Linked DNA regions of Mus musculus: region 1 is linked to region 2. A link is a loop called in an ENCODE intact Hi-C map of the cell type or tissue named here. Cell type or tissue: left cerebral cortex. All regions are shown on one strand. Each heading gives the region's core, and the rest is flanking DNA. Links, peaks and the distances in the headings are about the cores only.

Region 1 (6,897 bases), core at 1,200-5,199, 87 kb before region 2:
AGCTGTGGCTGGCCTAGAACTGGCTGTGTAGACGGTTCTGGCTGCTAACTCACAGAGATCTGCCTACTTCTGTCTCAAATGCTGAGATTAACAGCATATGCTAACATGTCCCGCTTTAAAACACTTTTAAAATACGTTTTATCGCCCAAATAGTATAGCATTCTAGTCTCAGATTAGTTTTGTGACCTCCCCAAAGAACTTTCTCTTTCTTTATAGATGACCAGCTTGAGACCTGCAGTTGAAGTTCTTGCCCAAGGTTAAGGTTAGAAGATGTCTGCTGCCTCTCACTTCTCTGAAGTGGCCCTTCTATCCCTCCTTTGAGCATGATGGCCACCCCTGGGCTTTCTTCCATGAGTCACCGAGTATGACTGTCAGGAGTCTCTGTAACTTTCTTGATTTGTGAGAATCAAGGTAGCCATGGTCTTGAGTATATGACTGCAGCCTGTGTAGAGTTACTCTTTACATTATCTGAAATGAGGGTGTTGGGTCAGGGAAGACTTCCTGCTTTTCTTTGATGTAGGATCTCTCTAGGTATCTCTAGATGGTCTCAAACTTAGTACGTAGACCCAGATGGCCTCACATTCGCAGGATCTGCCTGTTTCTGCTTCTTGACTGCTGGGGTGAAAGCTGTAGAAAACTAAAGAAGTTCTTAACTTACCCTTGATTCTGAATTCAGTTTCTTCTGTGCTAAATGACCTGCGTGGGCCCTGTGCCTGGTCATTTTGGTCCTACGCACAAATGTTCTCAATGGTTAAGGAGAGATAGTTGGGGTTAGTTGTTACACAAGGATCCTTCTTGGAAAGGTAATCATAGGAGACAGAAAGGTTGTAAATATTTCTGTGTTCCAGTTCTTATTGAAAACTTTCTTGGACTGTCATATTACAGTTGGTTAAAGAAAATGAAGATCAGTGAAGTGAGAATTCTTACCTGCTTAGGTAGGAATCACCCAACTTTTTTATCTTGGCCTTTTGAGACGTTTTATTTTATTTTATTTTTTAGTACTATGTTTTTTATTATACTATAATTACATTTTCCTCTTTCCTTTCCTTTCCTCCCTCCAAACCTTCCCACACACCCACCCCTTGCTCCTTTAAATTCATGGTCTCTTTTTCTTTAATGTGTGTGTGTCCTTCTTTCCTCCTTCATATTTCTCTCTATCTCTATCTATATGTTTTGGTTTTTGAGAAGGTCTCACTTTGTAGCCCTGGCTGTCCTAGAACCCACATATAGATCAAGTTGGCCTCCAACTCACAGAGGTCCACCTGCCTCGATTAGTTGAGTACTGAGAGTGATCACTGACTACATATAATATCATACACACACAGACACAGACACACACAGACACAGACACACACAGACACACACACACAGACACATAGACACAGACACACACACAGACACAAACACACACACACACAGATACAGACACACACACACACACACACACACACACAGACAGACATATACACACAGACACACACACAGATACACACACAGACACAAACACACACACTCAGAAACACACACTCAGACACACACACACACACACACACACACACACACACACACTTTCAGGACTATTTGGTACTGGATAACCAGTTGGGGTGCTCTTTCCTGGGGAAGACTTATTTCTCTCTGAGGATTCCTTGTTGCTTGTATTTATTGTGTAGAGTTGAGCCCTCACGGGCTTTCTTCTTGCCACATGAGCATGTCTATTGATGTCAACCTTGTTTAAACCATGTTTAGGTGAGACTTCATGTGTATAGTTTCTGACATTTCTAAGAGATTCAGTTTCACAGCAAACTCTGTGTACCTCTGGCTCTTAGAATCCTTCTGCTCCTTTTCCAGAATGATCCCTGGGCCTGAGGTGCAGAAGTTATATGACAGATGTCTCATCTGGGACTGGTCCCTACAACTCTGTGATTTTATCAATTGTGCTTTCTATCTGTTTCAAAGAGAGGTTTCCTTGATGAGGGGTTTATCTGTGGGAATAAGGATAAATATTTAGAATGTATTTAGGGATTGTGCTGGTTTAGTACAGTGATGGTTATAGGTTCTTGAAACTTAAAAAAATTTTTTCAATATATGATTATTTACTAACTGCCTATTTGAAGGAAATGTCAATATTGTCACAGAACACCAACATTACTGACAGTGAGTTGAGATAGATTCAATTTAGCTCAATTTCTTTTTCTCTTCTTCCCTCCCTCCTTCCCTCCTTCCTTCTCTCCTTCACTCCCTCTCACCTTTCTTCCCTCCCTCCCTCCCTCCCTTCCTCCCTCCCTCCCTTCCTTCCTCCTCCTCCATTCTTCTTTTTCTCCCTTCCCATTTGGAAGCAGAAAATTGTAACATTAAAACTAGCATTCTTATGATACTGCCATTTTGAACATTTCCAGTGACTTTACTGAGATCCTTGAGAAATCAAACGTTTGGTGTGGTATCCCACACCTGGGATGATGAGGCAGCAGACACAGGAGGATAGCTCTAGGTTGAAAACCAGTCTGGTATCTGTAGCAAGTTCAAGGCCAGTCAGGGCTACCACCCATCCTAATTTTATCCTTAGATGAATTTGTCTTGGCTCTGAACCGGGGTGAATCTCTTTAAGTTTGAAGAGCAGAAGTGTATAATTATGTAAAGGGATTGAGCAGGCCAACCACTCCTACAACTAGCTCTTGCACTGTGTGCAAATTCACATAGCTCTGGTCCTCTCACCCTGGGCATGTCTTAAGAGAACCTCAGTGACTTGCTGGGGCTTAGATGGGAAGGTGAGATTATTATCTTCTGAATGCATCCATCATATTTGAAATGTTGACGAGCCATTGGAGTGTACTTGTTAAATGTTCTAAGGATATAGTTCCATTACTTATATTTAGCTTATATTGAGTGTCTGTCCTTCGAGCTATTTGGGGACTGGTGCTTTGAGGATACTGTGATTACCTTCATTGTCTAAAGTGAAGAGCGGTGATGGAGTCAGAGATTTTAAGTCTGCTTGCCTGGGGTGGACAGATGAAGCCCTGTGTCCCCTATGTGGCTGCAGTGAGGAAGAACTTCAGCTTTCTGCCCTTCCAGGTGTCTTCTCTTGGGCAGGTGACGCCATGAGGTTTGTGCCATGCTAGAGTATCCCCAGGGAGTTGGAGATGGCAGTGGTGCCCACCTCTCGGCGTAGTTACCAGAATGACATCATTCTGGGCTAGAGTAGGGACTAGATGAGACACTTGCCTGAGTGACAGAACTTAAGAGGAACTGAAACCTTATCAGTTATTATATCCAAGCGCACTACCTTTTATTTTATAGTTTTTGGTGCTGAGGGTCAAACCCAGAACCTCACATACTCTAAGTATGTGCTCTTCCACTGAACTGCATCCCTAGCTCCAGCACACTCCTTTTAAAAATATCAGTTAATGATAAGGCCCACATATGATGTACCACAGTCCTGAGTAAGTTATGTCTGGTCCTGCCCTCATATTCCCCTGCCTCACTTTTCTTCCTGATATCCAGGGCCATCAGTTGCTAAGAGACATGTCATATGAGAACCTCCGGCTTGTCATTACCAGTTTGCAGTGACTCAGTGCTTAGCTGCTGCTTCTTGAGTCTCTAGCCTGTGTGTTCAGAAGGACTCCTCTCTGCAGTTCCAGCTGCGGCCGGCGTGAACTACTTTCCAGCATCTCTTTGGAGCAGGATGGTTCTGTGTTTTGGTTGCATCACCTGACACAGTCCATGTAGCTGTTCATTTCGGAACCCTAGACTCCAGCTATTGAGTTTATTAATGAAGCAGTTCTTTGAAGAGGTGGGGCATAATGCCTACTCCTGACCCACATTTCAAAAACAGAACGAAGAATAGTGATATCAGAAGCAAGTTCCGGTTTTTGCTAATCTCCTCTGTGAGCATTTTAAGGTTTTTATGAAGGAAGAGGGAAGCCATTTAGATTTCCCCGAAGCCACAAGAGCTGAGTTTTACAAGCACATCCCTGAGGAAGTTAATCAGGTTTCCTTGGGGTTGCTGGGCTACGGTGCTTAGAGGAAAAATAGCACCACCCTGAAGAGTAAGAATAGCAGAAACCACATGTCCCTGTGAGCCTCAGCCAACTGCTCCTGAAGGAAAGGGAGTCTAGCTGCTAGGATGGTTTTTGTTGGACAGCTTTTCGGTTAAGCAACAGGTTCCTTCCCAGCCTGGGAATGTGATTTATTAAAGATACAAACATTGTTATCTGAGTGTGTGTGTGTGTGTGTGTGTGTGTGTGTGTGTGTGTGTGTGTTGGGGGAGGTGCTAGGTTGAGGCTGTGCTCCGTTTGACAAATAACTGTAAGCAAATTGGACTGGATTTTATGTTTAATTCCCAATTCACATTTTTCCATTTGTTTGTTTGCTTGCTTTGTCCTTTTGAGTCAGGGTCTCACTATATAGCCTTGGCTGGCCTGGAACTTGATATGTACACCAGATTAGCATTAGACTCACAGAGATCCATTTGCCTCTGCCTCCCCAGTGCTGCCGTTAAAGGCGTATGTGCCACCACACCCTGCATTTTTTCCAGAGATCTTGATATTTCTGTGTTTAGCTGTGGCAAGAAACAAGAAACGAGCCTTGACTATTCTAAATTGGTCCCTGCCTGGCTCCTGGACTTAAGAAAGAAGAGTAAACAGGATAGATATCTAAGCTTGTTGAGAAAGGGCAGTGCTGCTTTTTGGGTCCTTAAAACCCTTGCTTGTGAATGAAGACACCGGGAGCTGACTCACGGCTGTGCTGTGATTCCGATGGCCCCTGTGATTGTGATGAAGGCAGAGTCAACAGTGGGATTGGCCGTAGGAGCCATGATTAGTGATCATCTGGGTGGGATCGGAGCCAGAAAACCATTTAGGGCCAGAGTTGAGTCAGTCTTCTGCAATGCTCACTTCCCAGCATGCTAGGCTCTCAGAGCACCTTCAGTGAGCAGGACAGAGAAAGTTGCTGCTGTCTTGGGAAGGTGCCAGGATGCCCTGAGTAAGACCACGGGCTGGGGGAGAAGAAAGAGATAGCTCAGTCAGTAAAGTGTTTGCTGCACATCCATGAGCCCCTGGGTTTGATATCCAGAACACAGGTGGGAAAGCCAGACGTGCTAGCAGGTACTTGTAATCCTAGCACTGGAGCGGCAAGGGCAGGGAGTTCCTTAGGGGTTTATTGGCCAGCTAACCTAGCAGAATACAAGAATGACAGCATCCCGAGAAATGACAACCAAGGTTGATCTCTGGTCTCCACACACAGGCACATACCATGAGCACTTGTAGCTTCAGATACATTGTACCTGGACACACATCAACATGCTACTCAACCCCCACCCCCAAAAGATTGATTCTAAACTAACTACTTAGAAGCTGTGTGCCTTGAGTAAATTAGCCTCTCTGTGCTTTTGATTAGCATTTGTAGCAAGCGTATCCCTTGCCTTACACAAAGTTCTTAGAATGGAACCTGGATCTTATGCAGTTTTTCCGTATAGGGTAAGCCTTAGTTTTTATACTCTATTTTTTTTTATAGGTTTACTTTTTATGTGTGTGCATATGGCAAGTAACAGGCACACTGCTGAACAAAGGTGAACAAAATTAACAGCCAACAGTGAGGGATCAGGGATCGTGGTGGTGCAGTCTCAGATTTGCTGCTCAGAGAGACCTGACTTGAGACAGGATCGACCGGGGCTCGGGTGCTGCTGACAGAGAAAACAGAGCCTTAGTTCTCAGAAATACCAACTGGAGAGTTGGCGAGTCTGGCAAAGAGCGGCAGGTCATTGAGGCTCAGATGCTGCATTCATTTTTCTCATTGCTGTGACCAACATATCTGACAGGATGGAGCTGAGTGAACAGGGCTCATTTAGGCTCATGGTTTCAGAGTTGAGTCTGTCATGGTAGGCAAGGCTGGCTGGAGCGGCTCAGCGGTAGTAGGGAGTGTGATGGCTTCTTCACCATGTGGCCATGACCTTAGAAACAGAGCTGGATTGGAACCAGAGATGGTATAAACCTTGAGTCCACTCTACCTACATGCCCCACTTTCTTCAGCAAGGCTCCGCTTCCAAAGGCTTTATAACTGCTCCAAACAGTGCTGTCAGCTGGGGACCAAGTGTTCACAGGCACGAGACTGTGGGGAGCCTTGCCTGTTCAGTCATAGCAAGTGGGCATAAAAGGAAGACAGCACAAAGAAGAGGGCGGTCCCATGGGGCCTTACCTGCCGTGGAGACCAGCTTGTTTTTTGCTTTTTTGTTTTTGTTTTAAGTAAGGCTTCTGGGTTGTCCCTGATTAATAGCATGACCCACTGTGAACTGAGTGTATGCTCAGTGGGTAGTTAAAGGTGGAAGTAGACTTGATCATACTGACCACTGTCCAGGTCTGCTGCTGGGAATGTGGCGAGGCGGCCGAGTACAGGATGATGTCTGTTCTCCTGTTCAATGCTGAGATGCCCCAAGCACAGATTGAATGGAGAGAGAAACCTTGTAAAGTCATCACCCTTTACAGGCCAGCACTGACTGTCATTTCAAAAGGCCCAGGGTTAAGTGCTTTAAGTGACATATTGATCTCCTGGAATTAGAGTTTGAAAGATTGCATGCCGGGATGGTCTCCATTTCTTGTTAACTTGAAATAGTTTAATGGCTTGTATTTGAAAATGCCTGTGATTGTCCCTCTCTGAAGGAAGATGTCAGCTGAGGGCTCCTGCTACCTGTTGCATCTTTTGAACAAAGCAAGTGTGAAGTATGCAGTGTGAATTAATGTGAAGAAAGCAGTGTGAATTAGGGCCAACTGTAAAACTTTGCAGCCAACCCCAGGGCTTCCTGGGCCCCTTCTGCTCTGCCTGAGCTGTGTGGTTTGATTGATTTTTGCTTTGGTTCAAATAAAGTCAAGTACAAGAGTAATAAATTATAGAATGACATTCAAACTT
Region 2 (6,897 bases), core at 1,871-5,870:
TTATTTGGCTCTTTGGTTCCAGAGGTCTAGGAGTCCATGACCATCATGGTGGGAAGCAAGGAGCAGCAGCATAGAGCATATATCCTGATCCATAGATACCAAAACTCAAAGCCCACTTCCAGTGACACGCCTCCTCCAGCAAGGCCACACCTCCTAATTCTTCCAAAACAGTTCCACCAACTTGGGACTGAGTATTCAAACAGGAGTATGTGGGCGCTGTTCTTGAAAATACTGTAACAGGACGGCAGTGCATTTGATTCTGTACTATGTACAGGTGCACATTTGAGTTGTAGGACTCACTGTTAGCATCAGTCTACAAATGTTTCTGAGCATAAGGAGGTTTACATTTTTGTTTATTGGACACCCAGCCAGGGTGTAGGGAGCTGGTATTGGGACACAGATAGCTTGGCTTTCTGGCATTGTTATATTAGCAAACCTTTGAGCAGGATGTCGCTTAGTGCCTGTAACTTTTGTGTAAAAAGTAATGTCGTTACTTTACACAAGGCTACAACTCTCTTTCAGAGAGGACCATGGCTTTTTCTGCAGGTTCTCTCCTCCATCCCACTTACTGTAGATGCCAGTGGGCCCGCTTTTTCTGTTCTCAAGGAAGTGCCACAGCAATGATTGCTTCTCAAGGTTTCCCCTGGTATCCTGAGACCGGTGATCTTTGCTTGCCTCTTTATTTATGGTTTTACATCAACAAGTTGAGAAATTTTTGAGGAGCATTTCAGCACAAGTCCTGGGTGCTCTGTGAGATGACTCATCCCAATTAGGCTGCAGCCTGCCTGATGGGGATTCTCTTGTTTATCAGTATAGTTTTTTTTAAGGTAGATTGCTGGCATAGCAATAGCAGCCATTGCTCAGCAAGGCTCATGATGACTGATCCCAGCACCTTGGAGACAGAACTCCAACTGGGGCAAAGAAAGCAGCCAGCCAGCCTGAATAATTATAGCCCAGGAGAACTGCCCCATGCTAAAACCTCTTCCCATCTCTAGCTGCTCCCCTACCCCGTCAGTTTCATAGACAAAACAGCTGTCTGTAAATCACTCCTGGCAGCCTCCTTCGAGCTGTGGACAGGACCAGGCTTTGGTTGGTTTGTAAACAGGTCAACAGCTTTGATGGGTAGGCTATAGTGTTAGGAACTCAGGTCCTGGTGGGAGTCCTACCTGCCCAGTTTCTTGTGTGTCTTATCTTTCATTTCTCTTCTCATCTTAGAGTATAATAAACACTGGATGATGGGAGAAAATTCATTATTTCTTGATTTGATATATAAAGAATGGTCCTGCCTTCTTATTTATATCAAACTTTTGGCTTGAGGCCTGAAGCCTCTGACAGAGGTGGTGCTGGACGCTATGGCCCAGCCCTTTGTTTTGCATGTGATTGAAAACCTTGTGCGTCTTATCGTCAGTTGAGGATTCAGAGCTGTTTCAGTGGGAGGATTTCTGTATGCTCTCCACATCTTACAGTAGGTGAGTGGGCTGAGAATCCTCTCCAGTGGGAACCTGCTCTGCAGCTGGATTCCCATGGGGATATCTCTGGGGAGTTGGACCCTGGGTGGACGTAGAAAAAATACCCTATGGAAGTGTGCATAGTCATGTATGTGCATATGTGCATGCATGTGCACACACACTCTCCCATACTCCTGCTGCTAATGGAACTGTGGCCTGCTGTGTGTTAGCCAAATGTTCTACTGTTGATCTATAGCCTAAGCCCAAGTGTTTGTTTTCTTAAAGCTCCAAACACCCACGTTTGTTTCCTCTGCCTTTCTTCCCCCTGCAGATTGGTAGGCAAAGGCAAACCAGTGACCAAGTCGAATGAGTCAGTCTCTTAGCAATTTCATTTTCTCTCTCATTGTTGTCATACTAGTTACTAATCTGTAACTCATTTTTAAGCATCTTAGAGTATTAGAGTTGGAGGAGAAAGCCTAGTCCTCCAGAGAATCCCAGAGGAGATGGATGCCTTCACCAGGGGGCTGAGCCCCTCCCTACAGAGTAAGTGACTTAGTTAGGTTTTCATTGCCATAAGGAGACACCATGACCAAGGCAACTCTTATGAAGGACAACATTTAATTGGGGCTGGGTTACAGGCGCAGAGGTTCAGTCCATTATCATCATGGCAGGAAGCAGGGCAGCATCCAGGCAGACAGGGTGCTGGAGAAGGAGCCAAGAATTTTATATCAGTCAGGAGAAGACTGGCAAAGCCCATCCCCAATCCCATAAAGCCCACACTTCCTCCAATCAGGCCACAACTATTTCAACAAGGACACACCTCCTAATAGTATCACTCCCTGTGGGATAAGCATTCAAACACTTGAGTCTGTGGTGGCTAAACCTATTCAAACCACCACAGTAAATGAGAACAGTGCTTGGTTTTGTGTCCCCCCCCCTCCCCCTCCCCCTCCCCCTCTCCTTATTCCCTTCCTCTCCCTTCTTTATCCCTCCCTCCTCCTCCTCCCTTCTTCAGTCTTTTACACACATGCACAACCATGTGGCGAGAGAGGAATGAGTGCAGGCCTATGTTTGTATGATACTCATGTGAGGGTCCCAGGGCAACTTCCTGTGTCGTCTTTGACTTCTGTCTTGTTTGATACACAGTCTATTTTGTTCACTGCTGTGTAGGCTTGGCTTGCTGGCCCAAGAGCTTCTGGGAATTTCCTGTCAGTGCTTCCTTTGCCCAGGAAATCTTCTTAGCCCTTGTTTCATTTGCAGATGCAAGATCTCCTTGTGCAGCCTAGCCTAGGTGTGTGTGAAACTCATCATGCAGCCCATAAGGTCCTCCTGCTTCAGTTAGCCCCTGAATGCTGGGATTGTGAGCGTGGACCACTCATGCCTGGCACTGTGAGGGTTCAGACCGCCGGGGCTCTCCAGTGTACACATCCCTCTCCCGCCCACTGAGTGTGGGCCACTGAGATTGTAGCGTGCCTTATAATAATTCCGTGCACGGTCCCTAACCCCTTCCTGTTAATCTGAAACCTTGGTGAGCAGAGTGTAAGCATTTGGAGGGATGCATTTTGGTTCTGGTAAAGTGGAAGCATAATGTCTCAACCAAGAACCACCAGATGTGCCAGAGAATACAACTCAGCGGTGATTAATGCTGAAGTCAGCCCAGGACAGTGTGTGTGGAATGAATGAGCGACTCTGAGAGTTAACTGCAGACTTCTGCCAGCCTCAGGGTTTGTTGTGGGGCCTACCACAGCAGATGCACCTGATCCAAACTTCCCATCCCTAGACACAAGGTTAGCTCGGGCTCAGCCAGAAAGCAAGTCAGCACTTTGCTTGTGGACAGCAGCAAGGCTTGCCATCTTGGCTGCTATCCCAGTTTGATGTTTTTAATGTCTTTGTTCTTTTAAAAATTGAATTCAAAAAATACTTAAAGCACATAAAGTACTTTAATAAATAAATACAGCTTGATATTTTAACCAGTGTCTTCTCTGTAACTACCACCAGAGGGAGCTGTGTTTTCAGAGTTGCCTGGCCTTAGCACTGGCCTGACTTTTACTGTTATCACTCTACATGTGTCTTGCCTGCTTATGATTTTTCAATAAGAAATAACTATAATATGTACTTTTTTATGTTAGGTTGACTTTTTTATGTTTAGAGGACACCTTCATTTTGAGCGTATCAGTAGCTCTTTTTACTGACTGTGTAATATTCTACTTTGTGACCATGTTATATGTGTTTATTTTTCTGTTTTTTAGGTAGCTGGGTACTTTATAACTCAGAGGTCTTTTCATTAAAGATGCCTTGTTTTTTCCTAGTATTTTTTTTAGAACATATTCTCCCCCCCCCCCCGTGTGTGTGTGTGTGTGTGTGTAAGAAACGTAGGTCTTAGAATAGGTGTTTGTTAGACTTTAGAAGGTGCTGCCAAATGGGTTCTGACGTGTGTTTCTCTCTTGTGTGCATATTTGTATATGTTGTGTGTGGATGCATGTAGGTGTACATGTGTGCACATACATATGGGGACCAGAGAAAAGGCTTGGGTATCATTCTACAGGCTTGACCTGAAGCTCGCAGAGTTGGCTACCCTGGCTAGCCACTAGGCTCCAGGTATCCTCCAGTCTCTGCATCCCCAGTGTATCACCAACCCAGCTTTTACTGAGGTTCTGGGGACCCGACCCAACTCAGGTTCTCATGCTTGCATCAAGTGCTTTACTGACAGCTTTCTCCCATCCCTGGTTCTAATTCTTGATCTTATCTAGCTTGCATCTGTCTATGAGCTCTGTGTTCCCAATTTGTAGTCTCTGGTATGTGTAGACTGGGGACAGGAAATGCAAAAAAAACTTTATGGAGACAGAATGGAGCAGGGAACTGGCTACTGTGTGTTTAAGGCTGAGAGGAATAGATGTGGAGAGGGGGAGTTGGAGACCATGCAGTTTGGGGCCTGATGCTTCGTGTGGATTCAAGCTCCAGCTTCTGTCCCATCTTCAGCAGTTCCACCTTAAGAAGTGTGTTTCTACTTCAGGAAACATTGTCCTCACCTGTGTGTGAAGCTAGGGCTGAGCCCATTCTTTACCAGGCAAAGCATTGACTGAAAGGCACAGTGAAGACCTCTTGGGGTCTGCTGAGTGGCAGCCACTGTGCCCACATAGCCATCAGACTTTATCTTCATGACAAGCCCGCCATGCACTGTTATTTTCAGTTTGCCAGTTAGGAAGCTTAATGTGTTGTCTTCCTGTTGCCGTGGCAGAACATTTGGGGTAGAACATTTTAAAAGCTAGGGGATTTCTTTTGGGCCATGGCTGCACCAATTGAGGAGCATGGTTGCTTGTCCTAGTTGCTTTGTGTCTGTGATTAGGAATAGAGGTTGAGTGCCTAGTGCAAGCTACCTGGCATCTGGTTGTAGGTTGCAAAGGGGAGGGGCCTGAGGAGGCAGAGAAGATGTGGTACAGCACCACAGCCTGCTCCTACACCTCCAGTTTCCACCACTTCCCAATAACGTGTCAAGTTAGGAAACTATCAGCCGATCCCTCCATTAATAAGGTCATACCTCTCTTGTCTCCTCAAAGACCCCACCCTGGAACATGCTTGGCTGGGGACTGAACCTTCAACATGTGAGATCTTGGGGGACGAATAAGAGCAAAACTGGGGTTCAGTAACATGTCCCCATGTTACACAACTGTTAGTAGGGGCAGGATGCTGATAGGTTTATACTGATCTCTTGATTGCAGAAGTGTGGCAGATAGACAAACAGAAAAGAGAATCCCTGCACGTATAGGGTAGACTAAGTAGACAACCCACTGTCCTCATAGTAGCCAGACATGTTTCGTAGTGATCTAAGTAGGATAGTGACGACATGGGGGGGTGGGTGGGGAAAGGGAAGCTGGGCAATCTGGAGACCTGTGATGCTTAGTAATGTGTCTTAGGCAGCATCTGCAGAGTCTTTACTGGGATTTGCAGGAAGACCTTACATAGCCATGGTGCTAAGCAGTCCTGATCCCTTCAGTCTCACCTGTGCCTCCAGCCCTCTTGTAAAGAAAGCTTGCTGCTGAGTCTGATGACCTGAGTTTGATTCCCCAGAACCTGTGTAGTGGAAGAAGAGAGGCAACTCCAGCAAGTTGTATCAGACCTCCACATGTGCTCTGAGGCAGGTGTACCTCCTGCGCACGCGCGCGCGCGCACACACACACACACACACACACACACACACACTCACACACACATGCATACACTCACACACCTCTGTATGAGCACACATATAGTGGAATAAATTAGAGGACAGAAAATAACAAGGTAATAGCAGGTGGAAGTATTGAATTGAATAGACACAATAGACTTAATTGAAGAGTGAGATAAATTCCTTGGTCAACTGACTTTTCTCAGTCCTAGCCCAGGATTCTCTTTCATTTCCCTATAGAGCTTGCTTGCTTTGTTAATCATCTATTTTCTTTTATATGTACATCCCACATGCATTAAAGACTCTTCCATGCGTTTAGCCAAAAGTGGCGAAGAAGTCCTCCTGGGTCTTTTCAGCAGTGCATAGGAGAACGGGTCACCTTTGCTCTCATTGGCCAGGAGTTATTAGTCAGCCCGTGAGAAGTAATTCCACACTCCTGCACAGTGCCATTTTTCATAGCGCTCCAAGGAGGGAAGTGGAGTATCGGGAAGTGTCCCCACAGGCTCCTCAGACACCCTGCTCTGCCTCTGATGGAGGAAGACACAGAGCCCTTCTTCCTTCAGGATACTCATAGTCTGTGTGGGAGATGGCTATGGAAACGCTTTAAGTTTCATCCTCAGAGTCCCAACCTCACAGGCTGAGCCCCACATTGTATAGGTCGCTACTAGAACTGTAGTTTTCTCCTTTGTGAAAACAGAATATCCACATTTACCCCAAGGGATTGCCCTCTGGGTTCTGAGTGGCTTTCGTCTCCTGCGCCTGATGTTTAAGTGTCCAGCATGATGTTGATCTACAGAAGCCTGCAGGTTGGGTGAGAGCCACTGGCAAGGCGGCTGCAGTAGCAGTCAAGCTCTGGCAGGTGAGGTGAGGCCTGCCATCAGAAAGCACTGCCTCCTTACTTCCTCTGCCCATCCCAGAGCCAACAGTGCAGAACAGCATACGGACCAGAGGAACTCCTGGGGAGTTTCCTCAGCAGGGTGGCTTGTAAGCAAATGACAGAGCAGGCAAGACTGGCTGTGGGTTCCTGAGAGATCAGTGGTGACAAGGAGTTCTGGGAACTACCATCTGTTACCATCCTCTCTGACCTGACACACCTAAGCCTCCAACAAAGCACAAAGTGTGTGGTGGGGACCTTGGGATAGGCGGAGAAGAAGGACCCTGCCGAGAGGGATCTTAGAGGGCTGGGCTGGTGATACACATGGCCCCATGGACCTGAGCTCTTCAGGGATAGTGCCAGGAAGGACAGCACTGCCCACAATGTGCCAGCCACTGTGCCAGCGCTGG

The links. A loop is a pair of places that touch in the nucleus more often than their neighbours do. Peaks named below come from ENCODE experiments on the same cell type or tissue, not always from the same donor. Only the 100,000 strongest peaks of a DNase experiment are listed, where the experiment ranks them.
Region 1: it touches region 2 in a loop (2.3-fold over the local background); 2 of 42 quality-filtered maps call a loop at or near these places.

What each region holds. Positions count from the first base shown.
Region 1 is chr6:94,223,213-94,230,109 of GRCm38, reverse strand. The region is part of intron 1 of Magi1 (membrane associated guanylate kinase, WW and PDZ domain containing 1); the gene reads left to right. All of the region lies in intron 1 of 4930511A08Rik (RIKEN cDNA 4930511A08 gene), which reads left to right. Gm52867 (a long non-coding RNA gene) reads left to right here and starts at 2,256. Exons shown (of 2, transcript XR_003956333.1): 1 at 2,256-6,897. In left cerebral cortex, for the core only: a CTCF peak has its summit at 3,636; DNase peaks (open chromatin) are centred at 3,609, 4,055, 4,587 and 4,735; H3K4me3 peaks cover 422 bases; H3K27ac peaks cover 1,688 bases.
Region 2 is chr6:94,136,569-94,143,465 of GRCm38, reverse strand. The region is part of intron 1 of Magi1 (membrane associated guanylate kinase, WW and PDZ domain containing 1); the gene reads left to right. The region is part of intron 1 of 4930511A08Rik (RIKEN cDNA 4930511A08 gene); the gene reads left to right. Among named protein-coding and RNA genes, the nearest start is that of Gm52867, 88 kb to the left of the region's middle. In left cerebral cortex, for the core only: a CTCF peak has its summit at 3,448 (motif pointing right); a DNase peak (open chromatin) is centred at 3,384.